Linked DNA regions of Homo sapiens: region 2 is linked to region 1. Evidence: read pairs that join two places in POLR2A ChIA-PET (ENCODE). Cell type or tissue: Caco-2. All regions are shown on one strand. Each heading gives the region's core, and the rest is flanking DNA. Links, peaks and the distances in the headings are about the cores only.

What was found. ChIA-PET counts read pairs that join two places held together with the same protein. Peaks named below come from ENCODE experiments on the same cell type or tissue, not always from the same donor. Only the 100,000 strongest peaks of a DNase experiment are listed, where the experiment ranks them.
Region 2: POLR2A ChIA-PET joins it to region 1 with 12 read pairs; 2 of 35 experiments call an interaction of 5 or more read pairs at or near these places.

What each region holds. Positions count from the first base shown.
Region 1 is chr2:38,338,762-38,354,234 of GRCh38, forward strand. It overlaps ATL2 (atlastin GTPase 2), which reads right to left. Exons shown (of 13, transcript NM_001135673.4): 2 at 4,507-4,751. Among named protein-coding and RNA genes, the nearest start is that of ATL2, 31 kb to the right of the region's middle. RefSeq lists silencers at 4,472-4,672, 6,332-6,532 and enhancers at 12,789-13,289, 14,762-15,263, 15,264-15,473. In Caco-2, for the core only: no CTCF peak of the experiment used is centred there; no DNase peak of the experiment used is centred there.
Region 2 is chr2:38,489,336-38,504,808 of GRCh38, forward strand. LINC02613 (long intergenic non-protein coding RNA 2613) reads right to left here. Exons shown (of 5, transcript NR_110259.1): 2 at 6,940-7,143. Among named protein-coding and RNA genes, the nearest start is that of LINC02613, 19 kb to the right of the region's middle. In Caco-2, for the core only: no CTCF peak of the experiment used is centred there; DNase peaks (open chromatin) are centred at 8,097 and 10,936.

The DNA of each region.
Region 1 (15,473 bases), core at 2,560-10,559:
AGTACCACGTGACTATACATACCCCCAGATACAATGTGATGAGAAGGGTACTTGACCTCAGGAGTATTCTTTCCAAAATCCCATCACCCCAGTCTAACCATGACAGAAATGTAAGACAAACTTAAATTGAGGAACGTTCTTCAAAATAGCTTACCAGTATGCCTCAAAATAGTCAAGATCACCAGGCTCACACCTTTAATACCAGCACTTTGGGAGGCTGAGGCGGGCAGAATCACCTGAGGTCAGGAGTTTGAGACCAGCCTAGCCAACATGGTGAAACCCCATCTCTATTGAAAATACAAAAATTAGCTGTGTGTGGTGGCAGGCACCTGTAATCCCAGCTACTCAGGAGGCTGAGGCGAGATAATCGCTTGAACTCAGGAGGCGGAGGTTGCAGTGAGCCGAGACTGCGCTACTGCACTCCAGCCTGGGCAACGAGGGAAACTACGTCTCAAAAAAAAGTCAAGATCATGAAAAAAGGGAAAGGCTGAGAAACTCACAGACCAGAAGAAACTAAGGAGACATGACAGCTAAATCTAGGAATCGTATTCTGTATTAGAGATCCTGGAATAGAAAGAAGAGCACCAATGGAAAAACTGCAGAAGCCGGAACGAAGTCAAGGACTTAGTTAATAGTAATGTACCAATCAATATTGGTTTCTTAGTTTTGCAAATGAATCACACTAATGATAACATTAGAAGAAACTAGGTAAAGGATTCAGGTATACAGGCTCTCTTTGTTATATTCCAATATAAAAAATGTGTTTGAAAACTTAAAAAAATATGACCTCTAATATTGTGTTAAAAATGAAAAAAACACTTCTAAAAAATCAGCTGACAAAAAATTGTAGTATCAAAGCAAAAACCCATCAACAGTTAAATGGATAAGCAAAATGTGGCATAATCATACAGCAGAATATTTATTTTTATTTTATTTATTTATTTTTGAGACAGAGTTTTTCTCTTGTTGCCCAGGTTAGAGTATGATGGCACAATCTCGGCTCACTGCAACCTCCACCTCCCAGGTTCAAGTGATTCCTCTGCCTCAGCCTCCCAAGTAACTGGGATTACAGGTGCATGCCACCGCGCCCAGCTAATTTTTGTATTTTTAGTAGAGATGGGTTTTCACCATGTTGCCCCAGCTGGTCTCGAACTCCTGACCTCAGGTGATCTACCCACCTCGGCCTCCCAAAGTGCTGGGATTACAGGCGTGAGCCCCAACACCCTGCCCTCATACAGTAGAATATTAAAGCAACAAAAATAACGCAAAAACATGAGTACATCTCAAAGTTATAATGTTAACAAAATAAGCCAAACACATAATACCTATGGTATGATTTCATTCACGTAAAGTTCAAAAACAGTGAAATGAACCTGTGGTGAAAAGTTCAGAACAGCAGTTAGTTTTGGTGGGGGGGGGGGGGGGGTAGACATTAACTGAGAAGGAACACAAAGTGGGGGTTGTTCTGTATTTTCATCTGGATGGTGGTAGTAAGGGTGTATACCTATGTAAAATTTCATCAAGCTGTACACTTAAGATTTGTGCACCTTTTCTGCATGTAAATTATACTTCAAAGGAAAAAAATTTTTAAGGAAAAGATACATTTATCTAAAGCACACCCCTAAATAAGCAAATAAGAATTAGAAGTGGGGGGGGCAGGGCATAGAATACTTGAGTGTAACATTTATTTAGGAGGGGAAAGCCAACATCCCCCACACCATAACCATACCCACCAATTCTGTCTTTGATTACAGATTTTAATCTCCTCTTATAAAACTACTCACTACTTTCATCAACTGCATACTTACATACATTGACTCAAGTCAACACTGAAAACTTAAACTGTCAGTATGTCACTACTCTACTTCTTTCAGCTAGCATCCCACCTGTGCAGGCATACAGGTTAATAAAATAAATCCAACTACCCCATTATTTCTCCTTCTTTACTTTCATCTCATAGGAAAAGCATGACCCACCACATGATCAGTTTAAGTGGAGGCACATTATCCAAAAATCAGATACCATTTAAATGCAATTTTTGATTGACAGAATAAGGTGATTTATATCAGGAATTCTATAGGGCAATACTATAAATGAAAGCCAATAAAGACATTTCAGCTTAGAAGCCACTAACTAGATGTATAACCTCACTCAAGCCATCATAACCTTTGCATGGCTTCTGCAACTCCCCCAGGAAAAGAGAGTTCCGTTTGTGCAGAGATTGCAAATACACGGCAATGGGGGGCTGCTACTCCACTCTGAACAGCCACTACTAACTGATCAGAGATGGAAACAGAAATGGCACCTGAGGTGAAACTTATCTGTCATTCCTAGATAAGTGATCTAAGCTTCCCTCCCCTTCTAACTTTCTACTGTCTGTGACCTACTTGGAACAAAATACATTTGCACTAAACAGCTTAGACACAGATAGATACAATATACACAAGCTAACTTAAGGACTTAAGAGGACCTCAAAATATAGAAATCCTTTATCATCTTTAAATGTACAGTTTTTTTAAAAAATATGCCACTACTTAAACATTTCTCTATTTCAGATGTAAAATTCTAGATCAAGTCTAAATAGGAAAACTTTAGCTGAGCATGGTGGCTCATACCTGTAATCCCAACACGTTGGGACGCTGAGGTGGGAGAATCACTTGAGGCCAGGAGTTCAAGACCAGCCTGGACAACATAGTGAGAACCCCATCTTTACAAAAAATTTAAAAATCAGCCAAGCATTGTGGTGCATGCCTGTAGTGCCAGCTACTTGGGAGGCTGAGGTGGGAGGATCACTTGAGCAGAGGAGGTTGGGCTGCAGTCTACTAAACTGACACTAAAAGCCATGTTCACACCACCGCACTCCAGCCTATGTGACAGAGTGAGATCACGTCTCAATCAATGAGACAAACTTTAAAATGATGTACCTTTCTCAATGTCCCAAACATGTAAAACAAAGTTTTCTAATATAAACTATGCTATTGATACTCAGGTATATTTGAGAAAGCCTGAAATGATCGCCATGAAAAAACTTTACTGAAAAGCTTCCTGGAAAACCAAATGAGAATGTTTACCTTATTTCTTACCTCGAAGAGAATGCACACCCAATTACAAATGTCACAGAACTCATAAAGGTGAGCACCCTGACAGGTGTTTAGACAATTACCTAATTCTGTCAAAGTATTATTTCTAATAATTCATGTGGCTTCTGAATGTCAAAAGTTCCCTATATAGCAATTCCACTAAGTGCTCCACTCCAAAATTTCCAATTCCTTCTCCTGTTCCCTTTCAAACTCCCATTCCCTCAGTCCAACTTGCAATTATCAGAAAAACATTCCAACTCGAGTGAAAAAATTTTTTTTGCTTTTTTTTTTCAGGAGAGAAAGTCAGAGTCAGGGAGAGATAGGTAAGTAGCAATTGTCTGGTACCATCTCAAAGTGAAAATGTATAGAAGGGAAAGAGATTCATCAATTAAAATGTAAGTATCTCCTAAGACCCAGTTCTTGTGCCAGGTGCTTGATAATCAACAGAGGGCCCACCCATGACAGAGATTAAAGTAGCCAGAAAAAAATAAGCAACTAAAGTAATATCAATAAAACATACAACCTGTACCATGAGTTAGGAAGAGGATGTAATATAGTCCTAGATGTCAGGGAAGGCCCCCATGAAAAGATGAGCCAAGAATACCATAATATTTGAGGAAAAAACATGGCATACTCAAGGAACAGCAAAAACTATAGTTTATTTGACATATGAAGGGCAAGAGATGAGATTCAGAGATCATGGATGGCTGCAGAAGCCACTCTAAGGAACTGGACTTTATCTCCAAAGGTAATAGTCACTAAAACTGACTTGTTTGAGGAACACAGATATACTTTTTCAAAGGTCTCTATCCACCTACTTTACTCACTGTAAAGGTGGCCAAAAGGAAAGTGTGAAGAAGTAACAAAAAGGGAAAGAAGATAAACAGTACTTCAGAGACTTCTAGGATATACTCAGACAACTTGGGTTAGAGCCACAATGCCTGGAACACAGATGCTCAATTATATGTTTCCATATGCAGTATATGCAGAAGGGAATTATGGCGATGAAGAATCAAGAGCTCAAACTTACATTACTGTATTGACCAGGAAGTCCTATAAAGAATTATATTTCTATAGAATTAAAAATGCAGTTCTGTCAGCCTGGACAACAAAGTGAGACCCCCATAGCTACAAAAAAAAAAAAAAAAGTTTTTTTAAGAGTTGGGCATGGTGGCACACGCCTGTAGTCCTAGCTTCTCGGGAGGCTGAGGTGGGAGGATTGCTTGAGATTGGGAGGTTGAGGCTGCAGTGAGCCGTGATCACACCACTGCACTCCATCCTGGGTAACAGAGTGAGACCACTTAAATTAAAAAAAAAAAAAAAAAAAAAAAAAAAAAGATATAGTTCTGGTTTTTGTCTATTTTTTTAACAGGCATGGTTGGTACTTTTTTCTTTTTAATTGGGTTCAATTTAAAAGACTATTCACCTTGTTATACATGTATCTAAGCATGAAGTCCAGTAGAAATGACTTCCCTTTACGAAAAGCTCCTGCCACAGATACCACTACTATGTTAAGATCTCGTATGTGCTCCTGTAGCAATATCTGCTCCAAAGCTTCTTCATCAAGTTCAAAGTTATGGTCATCTTCATGAGCAAGAACAATCTGTACTGGACATGGTTTCTTCATAACCTCATCAGAATTTACTAGGTCATCATCTTCATAATTCTCACCTAGAATTTAAAAAGAAAGAAACTGGTTACTTTAATCCCTATATTACGAACTTTCATTAAGGACCACAACTAAAGCAAAATTTCAAGTAAGTAATTGCCCCCTCCCCCCATTATAGATCATTATAATGTTCCTTTGGATTTCTCACTCCCTCTGTGACAGGACAAAGAATGCTGATAAGATTTCCCACTTGATATGGTTGGCTGTGTCCCCACCCAAATCTCATCTTGAATTGTAGCTCCCACAATTTCCACATGTTGTGGGAAGGACCCAGTGGGAGGTAACTGAATCATGGGGGAGGCTCTCTCCTGTGCTGTTCTCATGATAGTGAATAAGTCTCACGAAATTTGATGATTTTATAAGAGGTTTCCCTGCACAAGCTCTCTTCTCATCTGCCACCATGTGAGATGTGCCTTTCACCTTCCGCCATGATTGTGAGACCTCCCCAGCCACGTGAAACTTTGATTCCATTAAACCTCTTTCTTTTGTAAATTGCCCAGTCTCAAGTATGTCTTTATTACCAGCATGAAAATGGACTCATACACCATTATACATACAGATAAACAATAATACTAAATATGGCCTCTATCTCAATGAAGTCTTAACTTCATTGAGAATGTTCATGTCAACAGCACCTGTTTCTGAGCCCTGTATTATTCTGTAAATAACTTTTCCAACTGTATGCACACATAAACTAAAGAGGGGAAAAATCAATTTCACCTGATACTTCAAATCCCAATTTTCCCTGTAAGCATCACCTAGAAAATTCACAAACATTACTCTACTTTACAAACATTAAAAACATATATTAAAATTGTTCATGTGGCTGGGTGCAGTGGGTGTAATCCCAACACTTTGGGAGGCCGAGGCAGGCAGATCACCTGAGGTCAGGAGTTCAAGACCAGCCTGACCAACATGGGGAAACCCCGTCTCTACTAAAAATACAAAAATTAGCTGGGCATGGTAGCGGGCGCCTGTAGTCCCAGCTACTTGGGAGGCTGAGACAGGAGAATCGCTTGAACCTGGGAGGCAGAGGTTGCAGTGAGCTGAGATTGCACCACTGCATTCCAGCCTGGGCAACAGAGTGAGTCTCAGTCTCAAAAAACAAACAAAAAAAAATTATTCATGTTATTTTTCATTCTGAAACTTAAAGGGGAAAATTAGGGTTCTAACAAGTTTCCAAAAATGATACTTACAATGAGTCCCTAATTTAATAACAGTAACCTAGTACTACTACAGCCTCCTCATTAAAGCAAAGCACAGGATTAATGTTTCATTAAAGAAGAGTCAGTGAGATGCATTTATATCTCAGAATTTCATCTCCCACTGGAGCTCTTTCTCACCAAACACTACAGCTGTTATAGCTCCCGAAAACAGCCATATAAACCCTTCCTTTGTTCACCACAACACATTAAAATAAGGTAACCTTTGCAGACATAACTTTACTGAATAGTGACGAAGAAGTACAGAGAATGTAAATAGCAGAGATAAACTTCCAAAGTCTAGGTTTCTGTTCTTCTTTAAAAAAAACACCTAGCTTCAGAGGACACATACCTTGTCTGACTTTCTTCTCTACCAACTGCTTGATCCCACGTAGCAACTAGTTACTCCTGGGGACCTTATCTTCTCCCACATCAAAATTTCTAAGAGATCCCCTCCTTGAGCCTGTCTACTAAGTGTCAGTTTCCACTCTAAGGACACATACGGTATCCACTGTTTTCAATGCAATCAATGACTGTCCTACTCTGAGGAGAAAGCCAGTCCACTAAGGCGTGGTACATTATTAGTGAACAGTTCAGTAATACCTTATCCACATAACCAATATTCACAGAGCAAAGATTATATAACTACATTAGTGGATTTTTAATCTTATTACCAAAAGAAGCATCTCACTTATCTGATTTGCAAAGACTATTAGAGCCTCTACCTCCACATCACGAGGCACCTTTAACTGTATATAGCAAAGTCAACAGCACTATTTCAAAATGTGCTGAAAACAATGACAATGCATTATAAAGAGCAAGCCACTTCAAAGGAGAATCTTTGAAAGTAAAAGCAATCAATATTTAGTTAAAGGGGACATTATCACTGCCTGTATCAATGGTATATAGCAATAGTCAGGTATGCTATTTGAATGCATGCAAAAAGTGAACTTTCCAGGAAAAGTTGCAATACAGTTAAATTCTAAATTAACGTCTCATTAGGTAGGTCCAGATAAATAACAAAACAGGATGCAAACGGTATAAGTTTCTAAGCTTAATTAGTGGTTTAAGACCATGAAGTAGGGAGCAAACTGCCTCGATGCATGTCACTTAACTTCTCTGCACCTGTTTTCTCATCTGGAAAATGGGTGTGTGTCAAACAGGCATAGCATTACCTAACTCATAGGGTTGTCATCAGGATTCAATGAGTTGAAATATGTATGCTACGCAGTAAGCACCATAGGTGTAAGTTAACAGTAATTTCAAAATAACCAATCCAACAGGAGAAGCTTTTATTTTCCCCTTGAAATGCCAAAATGCTATGGTGATTTTCACTTGACCAGTGTAGCTGCGTACTGACACTGCCATCCACCCATCTGCTCTGGCACAGACTTGCTGGCTGTCCTTGACATATAGAGATACGTCTACGTGTCTTTTACTTACCCCTAAATCTAATCAATAACCACCTTCTTAATTTGTCTTCATTTCTGAATCTCTATTGATAATATTCCTGCACTTGTCACTGCCACAGTACCTCACACTGTAGCATCTAACTGGTTTCCCTTCATTAATACTCTTGTCCTCTTACCCAATCCAATCTAATCTCCACAGAGTAGCAACTAAATAATATAGTTACATGTAAAGTTGACCAGGTTACCCTCCTTAAAATCACTGTTACAGAGGACTAATGACTAAAATCCTACACATGCTCTATAAGGTCCCGTACTCACCGCCAATCTCTGTTGCCTCTTTTGGTGCTATTCTTCTCTTTAAACCAGCGGTCCCCAACCTTCTTGGTACCAGGGTCTGGTTTCATGAAAGACAAGTTTTCCACAGAAGGGGGAGCAGTGGTTTCAGGATAAAACTGTTCCATCTCAGATCATCAGGCATTAGTTAGATTCTCATAAGGAGCACACAACCCAGATCCCTCACACGTGCAGTTCACAATAAGGTTCGCGCTCCTATGAGAATCTGATGTCACCATGGGTCTGACAGGAGGCGAAGCTCAGGCAGTAATGCTCGCTCGCCTGCTACTCCCCTCTTGCTGTGCGGCCCAGTTCCTAACAGGCCACGGACGAGTACCAGTCCACGGCCCTAGGGTTGGGAACCCCAGGTTTAAACTAGGTAGCCAAACTAACCTTTCATCAGATCCTCATGCTGCTAAGCTCTTTCTAGACTCTGCTTTAATATTCCTCTGCCTAGAGTACTCTTTCCTTTGTTGTTTCCTAATAAATTCACACTTACTCCTTAAATCTCAGCTTAAAAGACACTTTCCAGGAACAAGAATCTTCCCTGAGGCTTCCAACCAAGTTTAGTCATTCTATACTCCCCAAATTTTAATCTATCACTTGAATATTTATGTAAGTACTTATTTATTAAATGTCTCCCCTCTTGGATTGCCAATTTACCACTTAGTTTCCCATCATAAGCAGAAAATAGACAAACAAAAGAAGAAAGCCCTTAAATACCTTACCATGGCTTCTATAGTCGTATGCGATCTGGGCCCAGCCTCCTCTCCATAGCAGAGGGCCTTATAAAGCACATGTCATCTTACAACACACTCCTATTCATTCCCAAAGCCTGGACAATCTGGCCTTCTTGCTGTTCCCTGATGAAGCTAACCCTGTTTCCCACCTTAGAATTTTTGTCCTGTGTTGTCCCCTATCTGGAATGCTCTGTCCCTAGAAATTCACATGGCTTATGTCTCCATCATCCAGCTCTTCAGCTCAAATGTTATCTCCTCAGCATGGCCCTCCCTGACCACTCAATCTAAATCACAGATCCCTTTCCTTAACACTTTAATGAAACAGGTTTATTCATAGTTTTTTTCAATTCCTAAAACAACCTTTTTTCATTCGTTTAAATGTGTACCTGATATCTCCCACTCCACAGAATGAGTGTGCCACTAAAGTAAGGATCCCAATCACCCTGTTAACCATTCTCTACCAGCACCTACAACAGTGCCTGACACCTAGCCTAGCAGGTTCCTTGTAAATATTTCCTGAATGAATGAAATTTAAGCATTTTACTCAGGAGTCTTACATCTGCCCTTACCTTTTTTTTTTTTTTTTTTTTAAGGCAGAGCGCTCTGTCACCCAGGCTGGAGTGCAGTGGTGAGATCTCGACTCACTGCAACCTCTGCCTCCTGGGTTCAAGCCATTCTCCTGTCTCAGCCTCCAGAGTAGCTGGAACAACAGATGCCCAATGCCTCGCCAAGCTAATTTTTGTATTTTTAGTAGAGACAAGGTTTCCCCATGTTGGCCAGGCTGGACTCAAACTCCTGACCTCAGGTGATCCACCCATCTCAGCCTCCCAAAGTACTAGGATTACAGGCATGAGCCACTATGCCTGGCCCTGCCCTTACCTAGTTTATAAGCAAATATGATAATCAAATAGCTTGGGGAAATACCTCCGACAACTCAAGAGTATTAAGTATACGTAACACAAAAATTCCATAAAAATTATGAAGCTTGGCTAGGCGCGGTGGCTCACGCCTGTAATCCCAACAATTTGGGAGGCTGAGGAGGGCGGATCACCTAAAGTCAGGAGTTTAAGGCCAGCCTGACCAACATGGAGAAACCCCATCTCTACTAAAAATACAAAATTAGCCAGGAGTGGTGTTGCTTGCCTGTAATCCCAGATACTCAGGAGGCTGAGGGAGGAGAATTGCTTGAACCCAGGAAACGGAGGTTGCGGTGAGCCAAGATTGCGCCATTGCACTCCAGCCTGGGCAACAAGAGCGAAACTCCATCTCAAAAAAAAAAAAATTATGAACCAAGTAAAACACTTTAAAAAAGAACTCAAAAGTAATAACTGCTAAAATATCACAATGACCAAGTGTGGAGGTTGGTGATTTTGCTAAAACAAACAATAGTTTTGCTCTTATTGTAAAGAAAGCATTAGTTGGTTTTTTAGAAGTTTAAGAAAAAAAAAAAACCCAAAAGCCAAAATTGACAAATGGTATCTAATTAAACTAAAGAGCTTCTGCACAGCAAAAGAAACTACCATCAGAGTGAACAGGCAACCTACAAAATGGGAGAAAATTTTCGCAACCTACTCATCTGACAAAGGGCTAATATCCAGAATCTACAATGAACTCAAACAAATTCACAAGAAAAAAACAAACAACCCCATCAAAAAGTGGGCAAAGGATATGAACAGACACTTCTCAAAAGAAGACATTTATGCAGCCAAAACACACATGAAAAAATGCTCATCATCACTGGCCATCAGAGAAACGCAAATCAAAACCACAATGAGATACCATCTCACACCAGTTAGAATGGCGATCATTAAAAAGTCAGGAAACAACAGGTGCTGGAGAGGATGTGGAGAAATAGGAACACTTTTACACTGTTGGTGGGACTGTAAACTAGTTCAACCATTGTGGAAGTCAGTGTGGCGATTCCTCAGGGATCTAGAACTAGAAATACCATTTGACCCAGTCATCCCATTACTGGGTATATACCCAAAGGACTATAAATCATGCTGCTATAAAGACACATGCACACGTATGTTCGTTGTGGCACTATTCACAATAGCAAAGACTTGGAACCAACCCAAACGTCCATCAATGATAGACTGGATTAAGAAAATGTGGCACATATACACCATGGAATACTATGCAGCCATAAAAAATGATGAGTTCATGTCCTTTGTAGGGACATGGATGAAATTGGAAATCATCATTCTCAGTAAACTATCGCAAGGACAAAAAACCAAACACCGCATGTTCTCACTCATAGATGGGAACTGAACAATGAGAACACACGGACACAGGAAGGGGAACATCACACTCTGGGGACTGTTGTGGGGTGGGGGGAGGGGGGAGGGATAGCATTAGGAGTATACCTAATGCTAAATGACAAGTTAATGGGTGCAGCACACCAGCATGGCACATGTATACATATGTCACTAACCTGCACATTGTGCACATGTACCCTAAAACTTAAAGTATAATAATAAAAAATAAATAAAATAGGAAAAAAAAAACCCCACTGGGCAGAAAACCTTTGTTAACTCGAAAATTCACCTATATTAGTTGGCCAGTCACTATGCAACCAAGTTTATTAGCACAGACAAAGACAGGCCTTTCAAATAGACAGAATGTGTCTACATATTTGTCACCATATCTAGTCTACAGCCTTTTACAGAGAAGGGTAGCAAATAGATTTCAAAAGTATAATGGAGCCTAACAATGATGTGATACACCTGCATCTATCTACTTACTCCCCATGGTGATTTCTCTACCAAATATGGACTAAATACAGATAAAGTACTCCATCAAACACTGATATAAGCAAATGAATAAAAGAGAATTGTATGTAAATTTCATTAGGATACCTGTAAATACTGTACTAGCATTTAGTGATTGCCTACAATTAAAAGTCTCTAAATTCCACACCACTCTAAGATTTTAAACTGAAGTTACGTCCTGTGTATAGAATAGTGATTTTATTTCCATTCTTCAATGCCAAAAATTTACTAAGACAAGTAGATTTCAGCCCCCCAACACATTTTTGTGATTCACAGTTCCAAGTCAGTTTTCCCTACGCTAGCCCCCAGATGGGTCTTTCAAGGTCAAAGCTAAAAGACACCTAAAGATGATCACCTGCTTCTCAAACATCTCTCCACACATTAACACTAAGGTACCTACCTAATATCTATTTGCCACACGGCCTAACAAAAGAAAGGTGTCTTAGTAAAAGGACCTGTGATTGCCAGGGGTTAGGGGGATAGGGAGGGATGAACAGGCATAACACAGAAGATTTCTTAGGGCAGTGAAACTATTCTCTATAATACGAAATTGGTTGATACCTGTCATTATACATCTATGAAAAAAACCATTGAATATACAACCCCAAGAGTGAACCATAATGTAAAACTATAGACTTTGGATGATAATGATGTGTTAGTGAAGGTTCATTGATTTTAACAAAAGCACCACTGTGGGTGAAACGCTGATGGCGGGGGACAGTGTGTATATGGAGTGGCAGGGAGTACGTGAACTACAATTTCGCTTCATATTGCTGTGAAGCTAAAATTGCTCTAAAAAAAAAAACCAAAAAAGTCTATTTAAATAAGACACCTGTCTTTTTGTTGTCTAATCACACATTATCTTAAATCTGCCAAATTCAGACACTCAGCATGTATTCCAACAGCAAAATTTACACTTCAGGGCTGACCTAGATCCTCAGCAAATTTCAAGCTTAATTATAAACTAAGATAATAAAAAAGTGCTACAAATCTTCATTATAATAAAATGTAGCATTAATGTTAGATTACATCAACCCAAAACTAAACTTATAAAAAGAGAACAAAGAATAATTCACCTTTCAAAAGGAATGAAAAGTATATTTTATTATTCACATTCCAAACAAAAACTTGAAACAAATTTTCATGGAAAGTAACCTTGATTCAGTCTATTCAGTCTACTTATAAAAAAATTAGTTATCCCACAAAAGCTAAGTAACGTGTTAGTGCCTAGTACTTGAACCTCAACATTTATATTTCATACCCAAGTGAAAACAGTATCTAAGTATTCAAGTTTATTCTAGCACATATTTTTTAAGAGCCTTAAAGAGGTTATACGATGGTTAAATATATTTCTAGGGATTTATTATAAGGAAATAAGGACACTAATTTTATTCTGGTGGCAAAAATTAATGTTGCGTACCTCAAAACTGGAAAGTGGCCGAACAGTTATTTTAGCCATATACTGACATATTATGCAGCCTAAAAAACACATTTACACTCTAAAAAAATTATACATATATATATTTAATTTTTTTTTTTTTTTGAGACAGAGTTTTGCTCTGTTGCCCAGGCTGGAGTGCAGTGGCACGATCTCGGCTCACTACAACCTCCACCTCCCAGGTTCAAGCAATTCTTCTGTCACAGCCTCCAGAGTAGCTGGGACAACAGGCACCTGCCACCACGCCTGGCTAATTCTTTTGTATTTTTACTAGAGATGGGGTTTCACCTTGATCAGGCTGGTCTCAGACTGCTGACCTCAGGCGATCCACCCGCCTCCGCCTCCCAAAGTGCTGGGATTACAGGCGTGAGCCACCTCACCTAGCCAAAAAAATCTATGTATTATTTTAAACAGCATAAAATTGGCCGGGTGCAGTGGCTCACGTCTGTAATCCCAGCACTCTGGGAGGCCGAGGAAGTCAGATCACCTAAGGTCAGGAGTTTGAGACCAGCCTGGCCAACATGATGAAACTCTGTCTCTACTAAAAATACAAAAATTAGCTGGGTGTGGTGGCAGGCCCCTGTAATCTCAGCTACTCGGGAGGCTGAGGCAGGAGAATTGCTTGAACCCAGGGGTGGAGGCTGCAGTGAGCCAAGATCGCGCCATTGCACTCCAGCCTGGGCGACAGAGCAAAACTCTGTTTCAAAAACAAACAAAAACAACAACCAAAAAAAAAAAAAAAAAAAAAAAAAAACCACCATAAAATCAAGTGGGAAAAGGGCAGACTACAAAGTAGTAAAAATCACCCCCAATTCTATTTTGCATTTTTTAAAACACAGGTATTTGGGGGAGGGAGGATATTTGAGACTTCTAGTCATTAGAGTAACTGGTATCAGACTGGCCCTCGACCGTGGCTATAAAATTAGACAAAATACATGAAGCATTGTTTTTCAAGCAATGGACAACAAGTAGCACAAGGACACTTTCAAGGTGAGTGCCATGATCACTCCCAGCTCTCTGCCTGGGAACAATTTCCTAACTATAGAGTGAAGAACTAGAGCACAAAGATCTGAATTCAAGATTGCTAGAGCAGTAGGAATCTGTGAGGCAGGATACCAGAGAAAAAGGATCTATGCAGAGGTGGAGCCCAGAACTCCTTGGACAAGGACAACAAGCATCACAGGTGCAGGGGAACACAACACTATGCAATGCTTAACAGAAGGAAGCTACTACAGGGTTGAGAGAGAAACAGAAGTCAAACATTACTGAGACACTTTGGAGTTCTGGCCCAGCCAGAGTGGAAAGAAACATCTATACCTTAGGCATCAAGCTGAGACACTAGAATCGACATATCTTAGAATTAAGGGTCAAGTTCTAGAGTAAGGCCTACTGACAATCCATCCAATCAAAGCCTAAATAAAACCAAGACTTGAAAAGATCTGCAAGGTACACAGTTTGGAAATTTAGTCCCACTAAGTTAGGGAGATTTCCTCTAAGCTTTCCACAGACCCACACTAACGAAGTATGAAGCAAAGCCAAGGTCAAGATCCATCAGTAATTAACCTGCTTGCCAAACCAAAAACAAGCTAAGAGAATCCAAAATCTCTACAATGCATAACATTTAATATACAGTATATAAATCAGAAATTACTAGACATACAAAGAAAGAAGGAAATGTAGCCCATAGTCAAGAAAGAAAAGCAGTTAACAGTACCAATTCTGCCATGACCCAGATGCTGAATTTAGCAGACAAATGCTTTTAACCAGATACTGTAAATACGTTCAAGGACTTACAGGAAAATAAAGTCTTAATAAATAAATAGATGAGGAGTCTCAGCCAAAAAACTATAGAAACTATTAAAAAACAAATGAAAATTCTAGAACTGACAAGTACAGTAATTAAAATGAAATACTCACTGGATGGACAACAGCAGACTGTAGGTAACAGAAGAAAGTTTGTAAACTTGCAAAGAGATCAAAAGAGATTTTCTAATCTGAAGTACAGAGAGAAAAAAGAATAAAGAAAAACTAAGAGAGTCTCACGAACCTATGGAACACTATCCAACCTGCATTTAGAATCCCAGAAGGAGAACAAAGTGAGGCTGGAGCTGAAAAAATATTTGAAGAAGCAATAGTCATAATGTTACCAAAATTTGATGACAGAGATTTACAGGTCCAAAAAGCTCAGCAAACCTCCAGTACGGTAATACAAAGAAAACCACATCAGCCAGACTGCTAAAAACCAAAAACCAAAGATAACAGGACACAGAGCAGAATATTCAAGTAATTATTGTATAGTTATGTAATAATTATACAATTATACAGAGCAGAATAATTCAAATAACTGCTGCTTATCACATCATCACTGAAGCACTGGAGGCCAGAAGACAAGGGATTGATAGCTTTAGAGTGTTTTTAAAAGAAGTGTCAACCTAGACTTTTATATTCAGTGAAACGATCATTCAAAAATGAAAGCAAAATAAAGACAGCAAAAGCAAAAGTATGGCCGGGTGCGGTGGCTCACGCCTGTAATCCCAGCACTTTGGGCGGCCAAGGTGGGCAGATCACGAGAGGTCAGGAGATCGAGACCATCCTGGCCAACATGGTGAAACCCCGTCTCTATGAAAATACAAAAAATTAGCCGGCGTGGTGGCACGCACCTGTAATCCCAGCTACTTGGGAGGCTGAGGCAGAGGAATCACTTGAACCCGGGAGGTTGCAGTAAGCGAAGATCGTGCCACTGCACTCCAACCTGGCGACAGAGCAAGACTCTGTCTCAAAAAAAAGCAAAGAGTATCTGTCATTAGCAGATGTGCATTACATGAGAG
Region 2 (15,473 bases), core at 3,602-11,601, 150 kb after region 1:
CACTCCCCACATCATGTAATGGTCACAGAATCCTATTCATCCTTCTGAAGGACGCTTCTCATCAACCCCACATTCAGTGCTCCACTGGGGACCTCATCACGATTTGCCTTCAAATCTCCAACTGCTCCACACTCCCCCAGACCACCTTCTGGGGACCTGGGGCTGGGGCCAGGGGAGACTCCACCTGTCTTTCCCAAGCTGAGAGTGGGGATGCAGACACTCAGTGGCTCTCAAGGGAAAAATGATTCCTTAGCCCCAGTCCCTCTGCAGCCTCAGGGCCCAACCCCACCATGCACCCAGCACCGAAGCCACACTGCGTTTATCATCATTTTCTGAATAGGCCAGGCCCAGGCACAACTCAGTGCCATTATTGACAGTATTGCCTTTGTGCCTGGCTTGCTTTTTTTTTTTTTTTTTTTTTTTTTTTCACAAGCCTTTAAGATGTTGTAACCCCATTCCTGCAAACAAGGTATCATGAAAGTTGGGTCCTTATTCCAGGGTTCAAGACAAATTTCATGATGACACAAGGCATGTGTTAAGGAATATGCTTGACTAGGGGAAGGGCAAATTTACCAAGCCAGGGCCTGCAAAATAAATGAAGGCAGAGGTCCCTGAACCCACCCATCTTCCCACAGCTGCTGGACCACACTGTGGGTCTATTTAGCAATGGAGGCCCCCACTGCACCTGTCATTCTTTTTTCATATCCTACAAGTAAAAACAAATTCAACAAGGCACTCTGGTGCAATGCAGTCTGGATTTGCCAGCTGTTTATAGAAGTTGTCTGAAAGTGCCAACTGCCTGGCCCTTGGAGCCCACAGGACAGAAGAGACCTTCTTGTCAGGGGAAGAACTGCTAAGGCCATGGGCTAGGTTCAGATGCAGCTTCTCCAATAGAGAGGAGATAGGAATCTCCCATCCAGCCCAAGCAACCTAGGGAAAGCCCCTGGGGTCACTTTAGACAATTCTGCTCCTTCCACCAAGCGAGCAAACTGAGGCTCGGAGCTTAAGGCAGGTGGGAAAGATCACATACCTCAGAGGTGGTGGAGTCCAGATTCTAGATCAGGCTCTTCCTACCATGCTGTATGTCACAATCACCCTCATTATCCAATCCAGGGTCCTCTGCAGCTGTGTGCAGGCCTCATTCTCTCATGGAGGGGCCCCCCGGAGTCAGCCCACCCATAGGTATCTCGAGTTTATGGGAGGTGAGGGTCCTGCCCTCCTGGGTTCTCCAGGATGACTGGAACCAAGAAGAAGTCTTGAGGATACCAACAATACAAGTTCAATTGTGCTGCCTTATCACCCGAGATTTCTAGATGGCAGGGTCACTTTTTCTAAGTTTGGTTGCCCAATTTTCAGTGCCTCCGCCAAAAAAAACCCGTGCATGCTCAAGTAAGTGCAGATATTATTAACATCTCATCTCCCTTTCCCAACACAGCAGAAACAGGGGCTCAACATAGATAATAGTGAAGTCCTATAGTGGGGCGTGTGTGTGTGTGTGTGTGTGTGTGTGTGTGTGTGTGTATGGATCCCTATGTGGGGTTCTGGGTTGAAAAACCTGGCAGGGGAGTTTGATAAACTGTCCTTACCTTTCACAGGATTCTGTGCAGTTTTGTGATAGCCAACCCATATGGGTCAAAGACTGCCATAAACTATGGACCTCTAATAGACAGCAGATAGAATACATAGCAATTTATACCCTATACTTGCTGTAATGTCAAAGTTTCAGATAATTTAATATAGAGGAATTCCAAAAGTAGTTTAAACACACACACACCATCATAAAATGGTGTTAAACCTGTCCTTCCCTGGCCCAGGTCAGGATATTTCAAGACGTACTTATATCCCCCACGTCTCCTCCTCCCCAGTCCTGAGCAGTCTTCTACTGCCCCATTTGGTCATGGTACTACCCTTGACCCTGATCAGAATTATTTAAAACAATGCAACTAGCCTTGCCCGTAAGGATTCATGTGTCCACTGATTGGCCTCCATATGGAAGACACTCCTTGGTTTCTGCTGTTTGCTGGAATTATTTTGCTGTGTCTGAGAAGTTGTTGAAGGGATGGCTTCATGCATCTATAGGCTCTATCTCCTCTGCACAGCTGTGGCAATGTCAGCCCTCAAGGTAAATGCAGTGAACGCCATGCGAGAAATCCCCGGTTGGAGACAAGATGCTGTGAGATGAGGATGACATTCCAAATAGTGCAGCAGGCATTTGGAGATACAGCCCAAGAAATTCCAGAGGGCATGCAAATTACTGCCAGCTACAGTAGATACTGGGACATGTGGACGGATGGTCTGAGGGTGGATGATTCCAGAGGGAGTCATTTCGGGAATGCACAATGACCCTCTCAGAAAGCAGTCAGCCAGAAGAAGGCCCAATGAGGATCCAAGAGTGACCTTGTGGTCCTCAACCTTACTGCCTTAGTAATGGGTGGAAAACAATCTAAATATAAAGGCATTTCTTTTTCTCCACTGTGCTTGCCTTGCTCAATTTGCAAGTCCAGGGACAAGGCCTACTATCTGGGATGTCAGAGAGCTAAGACTCCATTCTTTAATCATCCTTATTTTTAGTCATGGGAACAAGGGATTTGAATTACTATGCTATCATCTCCTTGGGCTAAAATGCATCTTCTACTAAGAATCTTCATGGAAACATTAGGTCTGATTTTTTTTTTCTTCCATAACCTTTATTGTTGGGGGCATAGGTATTCTCCAAAAACTACTGTTAAATAATCCAGATTTGCTAACCCATCTATAATCTTGTTCTGATTCCCTCTTTAGTTTCATCTTCTCCGTCATCATCATTACTCCACAGATCACTTAAATCCCCCTACTTGCACACCTACTACCTAGAGAATGTTGTTTTCAAAAGTCATCTTTCCTTTAATAGATAACTGCACAGAACAGCAAGCGTTATGCTCGTCATGGAATTTGGAGAGCAGGCTTGCATTTGGGAATTCAGCAGTCAGCAAAGGTGCTGGTCCTTTTTTTGGAGACCTGTCAGTCTTCAGTTGAATATCAGAGTACACTCCTGACCTGCTGCAGTTTGCATTCAGTGATTTTGACCTTTCCAGTAGGGTGTGTTGCAATGGTGAACTTCCTATTGGCTCAATGAGCCTCATTTGGAATCAGTTGGGTAATTATGTCTTTTCTGGCTTCCCACCCTTTCTTTTTTTTTTTTTTTTTTTTTTAACTTGCTATTAAAATTCATTTTTATTTTTATTTTTTGGAGTTGCTTGAATATATTTTAATAATTTTTAGATACTTTTTTTCTTTTTTTTTTTAATTATACTTTAAGTTTTAGGGTACATGTGCACATTGTGCAGGTTAGTTACATATGTATACACGTGCCATGCTGGTGCGCTGCACCCACTAACTCGTATCTAGCATTAGGTATATCTCCCAATGCTATCCCTCCCCCCTCCCCCCTCCCCACCACAGTCCCCAGAGTGTGATATTCCCCTTCCTGTGTCCATGCGATCTCATTGTTCAATTCCCACCTATGAGTGAGAATATGCGGTGTTTGGTTTTTTGTTCTTGCGATAGTTTACTGAGAATGATGGTTTCCAATTTCATCCATGTCCCTACAAAGGACATGAACTCATCATTTTTTATGGCTGCATAGTACTCCATGGTGTATATGTGCCACATTTTCTTAATCCAGTCTATCATTGTTGGACATTTGGGTTGGTTCCAAGTCTTTGCTATTGTGAATAATGCCGCAATAAACATACGTGTGCATGTGTCTTTATAGCAGCATGATTTATAGTCATTTGGGTATATACCCAGTAATGGGATGGCTGGGTCAAATGGTATTTCTAGTTCTAGATCCCTGAGGAATCGCCACACTGACTTCCACAATGGTTGAACTAGTTTACAGTCCCACCAACAGTGTAAAAGTGTTCCTATTTCTCCACATCCTCTCTAGCACCTGTTGTTTCCTGACTTTTTTATGATTGCCACTTACCACCCTTTCTAATTAGTGTGCTTTACCTAACCTGAGCCAGCAGCAACTGTCTCAAACTCTCTGCATCCCTTTCTACTTAATCTAAGCAGCTTGCTTGACTAGACAGTAAATATCAATGGCTAAAAGACTCAGAATTCTTCCTCCCCCTCTCTGTCCTCTCCCATTTTTCTTCTTCCTTGTCAACTTATGTGATAATAGTACCTTGATTTTTTTTTGTTTTTGTTTTTGTTTTTGTTTTGTTTTGAGATGGAGTTTCTCTCTTGTTGCCCATGCTGGAGTGCAATGGCATGATCTTGGCTCACCACAACCTCCGCCTCCCAGGTTCAAGTGATTCTCTTGCCTCAGCCTCCCGAGTAGCTGGGATTACAGGCATGCGCCACCACGCCCAGCTAATTTTGTATTTTTAGCAGAGACGGGGTTTCTCCATGTTACTCAGGCTGGTCTCGAACTCCCGACCTCAGGTGATCTGCCCGCCTCAGCCTCCCAAAAGTGCTGAGATTACAGGCGTGAGCCACCACACCTGGCCAATACCTTGATTTTTAATCATCCTTTTTATCTTTCCAGTTAGTGTCACACCTTTGAGTTCATCTGGGATAGGAGGGGAGAGGGGGCGGGTTGGAGGGCTGGTCTGAGTGCCCTCAAGATGAAAGCATTTCCAAGGCAGGGTCACCTGCTTAGACAGTTGCCCTGACCCCCTTCCCGTGTGGGAAGACAGGACAGAGCCCACGCAAATCTTCCTTGCAGTGGAGATGACCGAAGTCTGGCTCTTGGGATGCGTAGCTTTGATGAAGGTCACTCAGAAGCTGTTGGCAGGTATGAGCTCAAAACCTTGCTTGCTCTCATCCTACACATCTCCATGAGTTCAATGCTTCTCAGAAAGTTCTAGTCACAGAACCTTCACTTGAAACGAAATTCAAGCAGAATTGCACTGTTTGGAGCAGATAGCAGCTGAGTAGCTGAGAGCCAGGGATGTGGGGGTGCCAGGAATAGCCTTCCCCTCAGTCTCCCCTTGCCCCACCCTCTGTCCCTGCAGTACCCCCACCAAACATCCCAAGAACCACTGCCCCCCAGACCACGCAGCCTCCTTTAGCCAAAGGGTGTTGTAAGCTGAGCCTTCCCTATCCCCTATTCCTCTTTTCCCCAACCAGAGAGGACAGATGCTCCCAAGTAAATGAGCTGAAATTCAAGTCAGAGACATTCCTAGGGGCTGTTTACTTGGTGTTCCATGCCTAACGGGTTCGGATGTGTCCTCTGGCTGAATCATGCCTCTGATGGTCCAGCAGATGCTGCCAAGAAGCAGGGTTGGCGTTGGGCAGCAGGGTCGCCACTGCAGACATGTGGCATCTGATACCTCCCCACCTGCTTGACCCTTCCAGCATCTCTCCCTTCCGCAGACAGATTCCTGGCTCTGTTGTTTGGGGTTTCCTCATGCCTTCTCATCCTTTCTGTACTGTGTCTGCACTGAGTCTGAGATCAGGGAAGCATCTCAAATTACAGAGCAGGGATTTGGGAAAGGAGAGAAGATATGGAAATGTTGATACCCAAGAAAGTCCTGCTTTTAAAAAAAATTATTGGGTAGTACTCAGCAAGCTTCCAGCGGAGCGGATAGTAGACTCCACATCCCTTTGTACTTAATCTAAGAGGCTTGTTTGACTAGGCAATCTAGACATCTCCTGCGAGCAGCAGTAGTGTGCCGGACCTGGAGTCAGAAGCCTGGTTCTGCTTCCAGCTCAGCAGTGAACAGTTCCAGTGACGCTTTAAACTTGGCCTATATTGTTAATAAAATAAAATGTCATTTCCAAGGCCTCTTCTAAGCTCTATCTTTGTGTTTAACAGGCCACTGATAGCTTACTGCCTGGCAGTAAGTCCTCAGCCCCCTTCAGAGCAAAGGGGTCCAGGAGGCTCTTTCAGTGAAGTTGTTCTGGACAGTGTCCTGCACCTTGAATGAAATCAGCCTTGTAACCTGGCTCAGGCCAAAAGCATCCATACACTGGACCAAGGGAAGCTAGTCACTAGTCAGGTGGCCCATAGCCACTCTATCCAAAGGGGACCCTCCTTATTGATGGTGACCAGACCTGAGATTCTCTCATGCCAGGAAGATGACTGAAGTTCTTACAGAGAACATGCTGGAGCAACCCAGGAAGACAGGGTAATCTGAACAAGGACTGCCATTGCTCTACTTCTTCAGGGCACACCCATAGGCCAGTTCCGGGAGCACTGTGACCTAGCACTCAGTTTCTCATGTGGCCTTATGGTCAACACCCATCACCAGAGGAAGGTCAGGCCCATCTTGTCCTGGCAACCTAGTATCACCTGGAGGCGATGATTCCATTCTATTTTGCAAGGAGGTCATGATGTGTAGGAGGTAAGTCCTGGGTCTTAAATCAACTGAGATTGCAAATCGGGTGTTGAGCATTACTCCTTGTTTCTAACCCTACACATAGGATTAACTCCACGTGGGTCAATGGAGCAAAGATTTCTTCAAAATCAGGAGCCTGAGTAGTTTATTACTAATAAGGTGACCTTGAAAAAGATGCTTGACCTCTGTCTTAGTTTCCTCACCGCCTGATAGGGACAATGTTGTTCAATCTACCTACGTCCTAGGGCTGCTGTAGAAAGAAATCAAATGGAATCACGTACATGAACATACTCAGTCATACAATGGACTAAGTAAATAACTGTCCTTAAAACCCAGAGAGTGAGGGGCATGAGACAGGAGAGCATGGAACTAACAGCACTGGCTCTGGAATCAGACTTGATTGAGTTCAGATCATGGCTCTGCCAATTCCTACAAGAGTGACCTTGGACAAATTACTTAGCCTTTCTGGGCCTCAGTTTTCTCATCTGTAAAATAGCAATAATATAGCACTTACTTTATAGGGTTTCTTAATTAAGTTAATGTATGTCAAGAGAAGTGCCTAGCACATAGTAAATGCTCCCAAATGTCCATTATTATAAAGAATGCCACATACCTCTGGCCAGAAGCACATTCTGTGGGCTCCCACAGCCCTCCTGTGCCCATAGAAGGGAAGCACTTGCTCTGGACCTTGGCATTCTTGAAGGGATGCGTGGTGGGTCTTCCTCCAGCAGAGATGGTTCCTGGCCTCCTATTCTGGCACAGTTGACTGTGAGACCACGTGCAACTTCCACCTTCCCAAGAGCTTCAGTTTCCTGCCCTAGAAAAGAAAGGCATTCGTAATGACCTGTCCCACAAATGGTCACTTGGATTGCCTCATTTGTGGTGTCCTGGACAAAACCCCTACTCCACGATTTCCTGGATGTACACCCTACTGCAGAGGGGCGCATGAGCCCACGCATGCCACCAAATCAGCAAGAGAAGTCGAGTAAACAACCCTGGGCCTAAAGAGCTCCCTCGGGAAGGCATGGAGAATTATTTTTGCTTTAAATATCTCTAAAGAAGGTTTAGAAAAGGGACTCTCCAGCTTTTCCTTTGCCTTTACGTTTTCTGGTTAGGAACATTGAAATTTCCTATCTTGAGTCCAGGATGAAGTGGACATTTTTAAAGGGGGTTTTATTTCCAGAACACAGTCTGTTCTTCTCAGCAAAGCCCTTAATTGGAAACAGTTGTCACTGACCCCATTGGCATGCCCCAGGGTGGGGAGGGCATGCACCCAGCCTGCAGTGATTTTGCTCTGCCATTTCCAAGGAGGCAGCCTGAAGAACTGAGCCCCATATGCTGGGGGCCTCGCTGGGCTGACCAGTCTGCTTGGTAAAGGGCCGGGGCAGAGGGTGGTTTCAGCTGTGCACACTTGGTTTCTGCAGTGGTTCTAATTCAGGCTGTCCAGAGACGATCATCTGGATGACCCCTAGAAAGTTCCCCTCTGGAGCAGGAGAACAGGAGAGGAAGAGGGTGGCCATTGCACTTAGAGTGACTCTTCTGTGTTGGGTTAGCTGCTGGCTGGATTTCTGCACTTGGCTGCAGCCTCTTGTAGCTGATACATTCATACCCAGCCAGAATGACAGCCTTGGCTGCAGGTTTGGATTTCCTAACACCCAGATGTGAGCTGTGAGTGGCACACAGCAGTGACCAGTTCCTAATATTTGCTCAGATGACACAAAAGTCTTTGTCCTTGAAGCAGATCCCAAGCTAAACCTTGGACTCTGTCACCCCGGCTTCCACAGATGCTTGCTTCATAAGTCCTAAGGTAAGAAATAGCACAGCTCCATCCTCCAGCCTTACCACGAACGGATGCCAATGTGCAATCTCAGGAAGCTTCTGTGTTAGGAAGATGCTGCCGGAGCACTTGCAGTGAGTGACCCGGATCATGCAGGCCCTGTCAGATGACTTATGTCACTTTCCTCAAGGAGAAAATTACACTCTTTATACTTGGCTGAGGGGAGGAGGCATTGAGGTTTTCTTTGTGGAGGTAAAAAAAAAAAAAAAAAAAAAAGTTTTGCAGATTTTGCCTTTTTTAACCTCAAAAATATTTTTAAATGTAAGATGTTTTCTGAGGTAGAGTCTACGTGAGGTGTGACACTGTAATTGTGAATCCCACCATCCAGCTAAGCTAAGGCCTATGGAGCATAATTCACTCTTTCCTTCAGCAAATATTTGAACAGTGTAAAACTAAAACAGCCCATTCATTAAGCAATGTGCAAGGTTCTCCCGCTGAAATATCCTGGAGTCATAAGATTTGATCGCTGGGCTGCAGCAGTCAGTCTGATTAAGACCTTCAGAGACCATGAAGACAGGACCCATTAAGGAACCTCACCCCAAATTAAAGACAACACCAAATTGCATTTTTTTTAAGCATAAAGGAAGGAAATCAAGGATCTGATTTTTCCTAAAATGAATGTTTCAGTAACAAATAATCTCCACCTCTCCCATCTTCCACCCCCACTTATTCCCATCCCTCCACCCTCTCTCCACCACAATGCTCATCCACCAGAGGAAAGTGGGGGTGGGGCAGGGGTTGCACTTGAGTGACAGATGTGAGGTTATGGCTAGAAAGTGAGAGCTTAACCCCAGGGGAGAGAGTGACTTCCTCTCACAGCAAAGTGGTCTAAAGTAGGCCAAGGCAGCTGGTTGGGCGAGGAATGAGAATTCTCAAGAGGAGATGAAATTGATGCTGTAATCTCAGAGTGGGGAAGACGTAGCGGACTTTAACTCAGGAAGTTTCCATGAAAGAATTGAGAGCCTATGAGAGAGAAATACTGGAGTGAAATCAAAAGAGTTGACATGAAGGCCATGCAGAAAATTATCTTGATTCTTCCAGGAAACTAAGGACAAAAGCAATAATTCAGTTTCCGCAGAGAAATGTGTGTTCTTGGGGAAGAGTGGAGGAAATCACTCAAGGAGAAATATTGGCTTTTAAAGTCACTAGACTTAAAGACAGGGTTGGGGTCATGGAAGGGAACAGAAAACTAGAAAGGCTTGGAAATAACTTGGTGATATTTTTGGTTGATACAAGCTGAACTTTCTTTTTCTTTTTTTTTTTTTTGAGATCGAGTTTCATTCTGTTGCCCGGGCTGGAGTGCAGTGGCGTGACTTTGGCTCACTGCAACCTCCATCTCCCGGGTTCAATCAGTTCTCCTGTCTCAGCCTCCTAAGTAGCTGGGACTACAGGCACACACCACCATGCCTGGCTAATTTTTTTTTTTTTTTTTTTTTTTTGTATTTTTAGTAGAGACAGGGTTTCACCATATTGGTCAGGCTGGTCTCGAACTCCTGGCCTCAGGTGATCCACCCGCCTCAGCCTCCCAAAGTGCTGGGATTACAGGCGTGAGCCACCCCCGCCCCAGCCTATACAAGCTGAACTTTCTAAACTCTAAATCCCATAGTCTTTGGTGGACTGCATCCTAGATTCACCTTTCCTTAGCTGTGTACCAAGAGTTTGGATGCAGTAGGCACTGTGGGGAAGGGGCACTGTAGGAGCCACAAAGCGGAAAGGGTGTGAATCCCAGGGTACCCTTTGGAAAAGCCGTTGGGAGAGGGTGACCTACCCTACCACACAAGGGACAATGTAAAGTATCTGCAGGCTTCTGCTTGTGACTGCCCTGAGGCCCGGTTTTCACATAGCAGCTTTTCTGTCTATTTGTTTTACGTATTTCTCTCTAAATAAGTTTCTTTAGCTGTTTAAAAAAAAAAAAAAAAAAAAAAAAAGACAGTTCTCAAAGCAAGGTTCCCTGGACCAACAACATCAGCATCACTGGGGATCTCAGAACCTGACCCAGTGGTCTGCCCGGCCCAGACCTACAGAAGCAGAATCTGTAGGGGTAGGGCCAGCAATCTGTATTTTAATAAGCCCTTCTTGCGATCTCGTTTGAGAACCACTTGTTTAGCAAAACGGCAGGCCCATTGAGCTATCAGAGTCTTAAATATTTCACCCTTGTGCTATTTATGGGTCTATTTTTGGCTTTTGTATTTAAACTGCCTTTGCAGAAATGCACAAGGTTTCTGTGCCATAGAACTCAATGTTTCCGGGGTTATTATGCATATTACTGAATCCACAATTTTAACCTTGGGGGTGAGGAGGAGGTACAGCAGGGCCAGCATGTAATTTGATCAACTCAGTCTTCCTTCTTTTTCTAGGTTGAGGGGAGTGCAAAACAGTACACAGAGATGTGGGGAGGGGGGCTCCGGCTGCATTTGACTTCCCCTGAGCTGTGTGTCTGAGGCAACTGAGAAGTACCCTTAAGACCTACACCAGCTGGCTCTTGCCTTTGGAAACAAGTGCTCAGAGGCCGGCATGTGATCCGCCAGCAGCAGCTAGGTTGCTCACATGCTTTCCATCTCCTTTTCCTTTCCAAATTCAATTATCTTGCATTTCTCAACCCTGAGTCTCCTCCCTAACCCCAGGAAAAATGGGATTTTAGAGCCCTGGAGACTCAGTTATGCAGTTATCCCTTAGCCTCCTCGCTCCTCCCAGCCAAACATTCCAACTAGCACTCTCCCTAACTGGATTCCAGACCTGCCAAGACATTCCAGGACAGAGGCGATTCCTTCCTGCTGGCTGCCTGGCTCAGGTTGTCGAGCCAGATATGTGAGGCCAAGCACAGGTATCTGTTAGAGAGGCCAAGAGATGCGTGATCCCTGCAACCTCTGGTGCAGAGGAGCAGGCAACCGGGGCTTGTGCAAAGCTTGGAGACAGCGAGGAGCAGGAGAAGACTGCGTGTTATGTAAGGGAAGCATGTGGGTTGCGTGCTGCTATTCACCTGTTGCTAATTAGTACACTGCCTGTCAGGACTCAGGCGAGGAAAACATCTTCCTCCGACGCACGCTCACCTCGCTGTCAGAGTGAAGACATAATGATCCAGTCTAGAAGGGTTCTGTCCAACAGAAAAATTTATTGAACCACGTGGTATGTTAGGTGCTGAAGATACGAGATGAATAAACCAGGGTCCCTGCTCACAAGGAATTTGTGATCAAGAAGAGAGACGAAAACAAGTAAACAGTTGTGTACAATCCATGTGATAGAGAAAGCAAAACTACCTTTGGTGTACAAAAATCCTACACTGCTTTGAAAGTTGAGTCAGGCCAACTCAGAGGTCCCTTCTAGAAGTGCGTTCTAGGCAGGGAGAACAGTAAGTGCAAAAGTTGGGGAGTGGGCCTGGGGTTCTCAAATCCTGAAATGGCAAAATTAAGCTAAGGTTGCTATGCCAGGTACAGAGTCAGGAAGGCTGCTTCCTCTGGACGGGGCCAGCAACAAGACTCAAAATGTGAGTAGGAGAACCCAAGGAAAAAGTAGGTAGGAACAGGTCAAGACATGGACAGAGAAGGGTGGGGAGAAGTGGCGTGCAGGGAGATTGCTGGGATCATGAGCTAGCACTGAGGCTTGTCTTTGTGAGCCTCTGCAGAGGACGCTTGGGAGCAGGAGCCTAGCATAGAAGGCAGGGTCAGGTGCTGGGCACAGTGGCTCATGACTGTAATCCCAGCACTTTGGGAGGCTGAGGTGGGTGGATCACAAGGTCAGGAGTTCGAGACCAGCCTGGCCAATATGGTGAAACCCCGTCTCTACTGAAACTACAGAAATTAGCCAGGAGTGGTGGCATGCACCTGTAATCCCAGCTACTTGGGAGGCTGAGGCAGGAGAATCACTTGAACCTGGGAGGCAGAGGAGGTTGCAGTGAGCCGAGATCATGCCACTGCACTCCAGCCTGGGCAACAGAGCAAGACTCCGTCTCAAAAAAAAAAAAAAAAAAAAAAGAAAGAAAGAAAGAAAGCAGGGTCACAAGAGAGGCAACTGGAGTCCAGAAACAGTTTAAATCCCCCCCTCAATGGCGTTCTGTATTCGGGAAGGCACTAGCAGGAATGAGAGGGATAGTCCAGGAGTGGAGAACCGAAATCTGCCCATTTGTACACAAGATAAAGTTTTGAAAAAACACCAGGGAGCAAAGAATATACAAGGGTTGAAAAGTTTACAAAGCAAAAAACAATCCCGCAGAGGCATGTTTTGCTCTATTTCCCGACCTACAAAGAGATCTTCCCTCAAATGTCAGGCTCTGGCCCCAGCTCTCTTTTCCTCTCAATGTCACTCTCATGGCCCCACCACCTGGGCTGTGACTTCAATGACCATGAACACCCTCAGCCTCCAGACCAGCCCCTGTCCCAACAGACAAGTGCTTACTGGACACCTTCACCTTGAACTCCCATGGACACTGCAACCCCAACATGTCCAAAAGTGAATATGCCATCACCAGCCCTCCCCGCCATCCCCTCGCCATTGGGCCCTAGCTCAGGGAATGGTACCTCAATTCACCTTAATGCCTGACCCAGAAATCCAAGGAGGCCTTTCTCTCATCTCCTCCTTCTAATCAAATTATTTCCTAAACCACTCTGGAGCCTATTCACCTCGTATAGTTTGCTATTGCTGCTGTAACAAACTGCCACAAACTTAGTGCATTAAAACAACACAAGTTTATTATCTTATAGTTCTGAAGGTCAAAACTCCTACAATCAAGATGTCAGCAGGGCTGTGGTCCTTCTGGAGGCTTTAGAAAAGGATCTGCTTCCTTGCCTTCCCTAGCTTCCAGAGGCCACCTGCATTCCTTGGCTTGTGGCCCCTTCCTCCAGCTTCAAAGAAAACAGCAGAGCATTGTTGGGGCCCAGAAAATAATATCCCAAAATGAAGGTCTCAGAAGCAGCCTCAGAAGCAAAAGTCACAAGATTTGTAACCTCTTCAATTGCTCCTATAGATAACATAACTATTGTAAAACCTAAAATTGGTGTTTGAGGGTATCTTTCAGACCTTTCATTTTGATGAACCAGCTGGTGCCATCCAGACCAGTTAACCCATTACCAAGAAACTGTCTCAATTGGTCTTGTGACCCCCTACCCAGGAACTGACTCAGCACAAGAAGACAGCTTCAACCCTCTGTGATTTCCTTCCCAACCCAACCAATCAGCATACCCATTCCGTAGCTCTGCCTCTACCAAACTACCCTTAAAAAACCCTAGCCTCTGAGTTCTCAGGGAGGTGGACTTGAGAATTATCTTCCGTCCTTCTGCTTGACTGGCCCTGTGATTAGTGAACTCTTTCTTTGCTGCAACACCTGCTGTTCTCAGTGAACTGGCTTTTCTGGGCAGCAGGCAAGAAGAACCCATGAGGAAATTACATTAGCATTAGATCATAATCTTTTTGTCCAATCATATTTCTACATGGCTGTCCATACTTTTCTGAACCTAAGCATAAACATGGACAATTTCCCCTGTATCTTTGGGTCTTCATTCTGAAGGCTCTTGTGTTATACATAGAGCCTTAAATAAATAAGCCTTAAATATGTTTATATGCCTTTTCTCCAAGTAATCTGCCATTTGTGAGTTGATTTTTCAGCAAACCTTCAGAGAGTGAAGGGGAATTTTCCCGTGGCCCCTACAGTTTCAACAAAGTTCTCTCTTCTTCCATCTTTTAAGGATTCTTGTGATTACCTTGGGCCCACCCAGATAATCAAGGATAACCTCCCCATCTCAAGATCCTTAACTTAATCCAAGTCTTATAAAGTAACATTTTCACATGTTCTGGGGATTAGGAAATGAACGCCTTTAGGGGGGCCATTATTCTACCTACCACACACCACTTCCTACCCCAATACCACTGCCACCATCTCCTTCATTTGGAGTCACCAACACACTCCTAAATGCATAGAAGAATCACAAAGTATTTAATGAGGGGGAAAACAAAAGAGAGAGAAGGAGAAAATAAAGAGAAGGGGAGAGAGAAGAAGAAAGCCTCTTCCCATAGACTCCCTGAAGCAAAGGATGCCTTTCATTCCCAATCTCTTACCTAGTTTCCTTGACTCCAGTATTTCCCCCTCCAAATCATTCTTGGCCTTGCTCTTTCCTTTTGCCCTTGCTATTTGCTCTGTCTATAATTTCAATCTCTATTTCCTAACAGTCACCCCCACTCTGCCTCAACCCCTACACAGAGCACCTGGCTAAGTCCTGTTCCTTCAGGTCTCAGTTGAGATGTCATTTCCCCAGGAAGCTTTCCCCAGCTCTCAGGTTTAGGTCTCCTGGGGTCTCCAGTAGGTGCCATTGTACCTTGCTCTTACCTGTCCTAGCCCTTATCTCATCCAAAAGTCATCATCCATTCTCTTGTCTATCTTCTGCTCTGAGCTTTCAACACTGAGAACAAGGTATGAATCTTTTTCCATGTTTCCCCCCAAGTACATTGTACGGTTCAATAAATATTTTCTGAATAAGATTTAAAAAATAAAATAACACTTCGTTTCATTCAACCTCTTTGGAAGCCAGATCTGATCTAGTTGCTTGTGTTCAATGCCAGCCCCAGGTCTTGCTCTTTATTGATGCTTATTACCTGTTGCTGGCTTGATGGGAGGGTGTGGTGACAGTCAATAGATGCATTCCAGGGGGAAAGGAGGGGGCAGTAAACAGTTCAGGGCTTCTCAGTTGGTCCCAGATCAGGAAGACAACTGAGGACAAGGCCCTGGCAGAGAGGCCTGGAAGATTTTCCAAAACTGGGATCCAGAAGAGAGGTTTCCCCTCTCAGGTCACATAGGCAAGGCTGGACTCTGCTGTCTGTAATTTCATCACTGGCCAGAGCAGGATTTCTGAGATGTAATAAGAATTCCAGGACAGCACACATGAGGCAGCAGGTGGCTGGCAGCCTTATGCTAGATGAAGCCTGGGTGGCGAGGCAGTTCCCCAGCAGGGACACACACTAGGGGGGCCCACATTCCTTCCTGCTCCACCCGCCGTAACCCACCTCCCCTTCCCCCTTCTCATCTGTATTTCTGAATGCCAGGCCCACTCAGGCCAGACATTTAAGACAGCACCACCAAACTTCTAGCACCTTCAACAGTTGTCAAGACTGATGAGAAAAAAAAGAAAGAAAGAAAGAAAAGAAAATAAATTGTTAGCAAACGACTCTTCCCCATCTGTTTTGATAGATGAAGGATTGACAAGATCATAGTTTGTCTCCTTCAGGAGTTAGTGTGGCCAATACAAATCATATCAAAAGTACTTGTTAATTTAGTTTCTGTAGACTAGAAGATAAACAAGTATCTCTTTCTCTCTCTTCCTCTC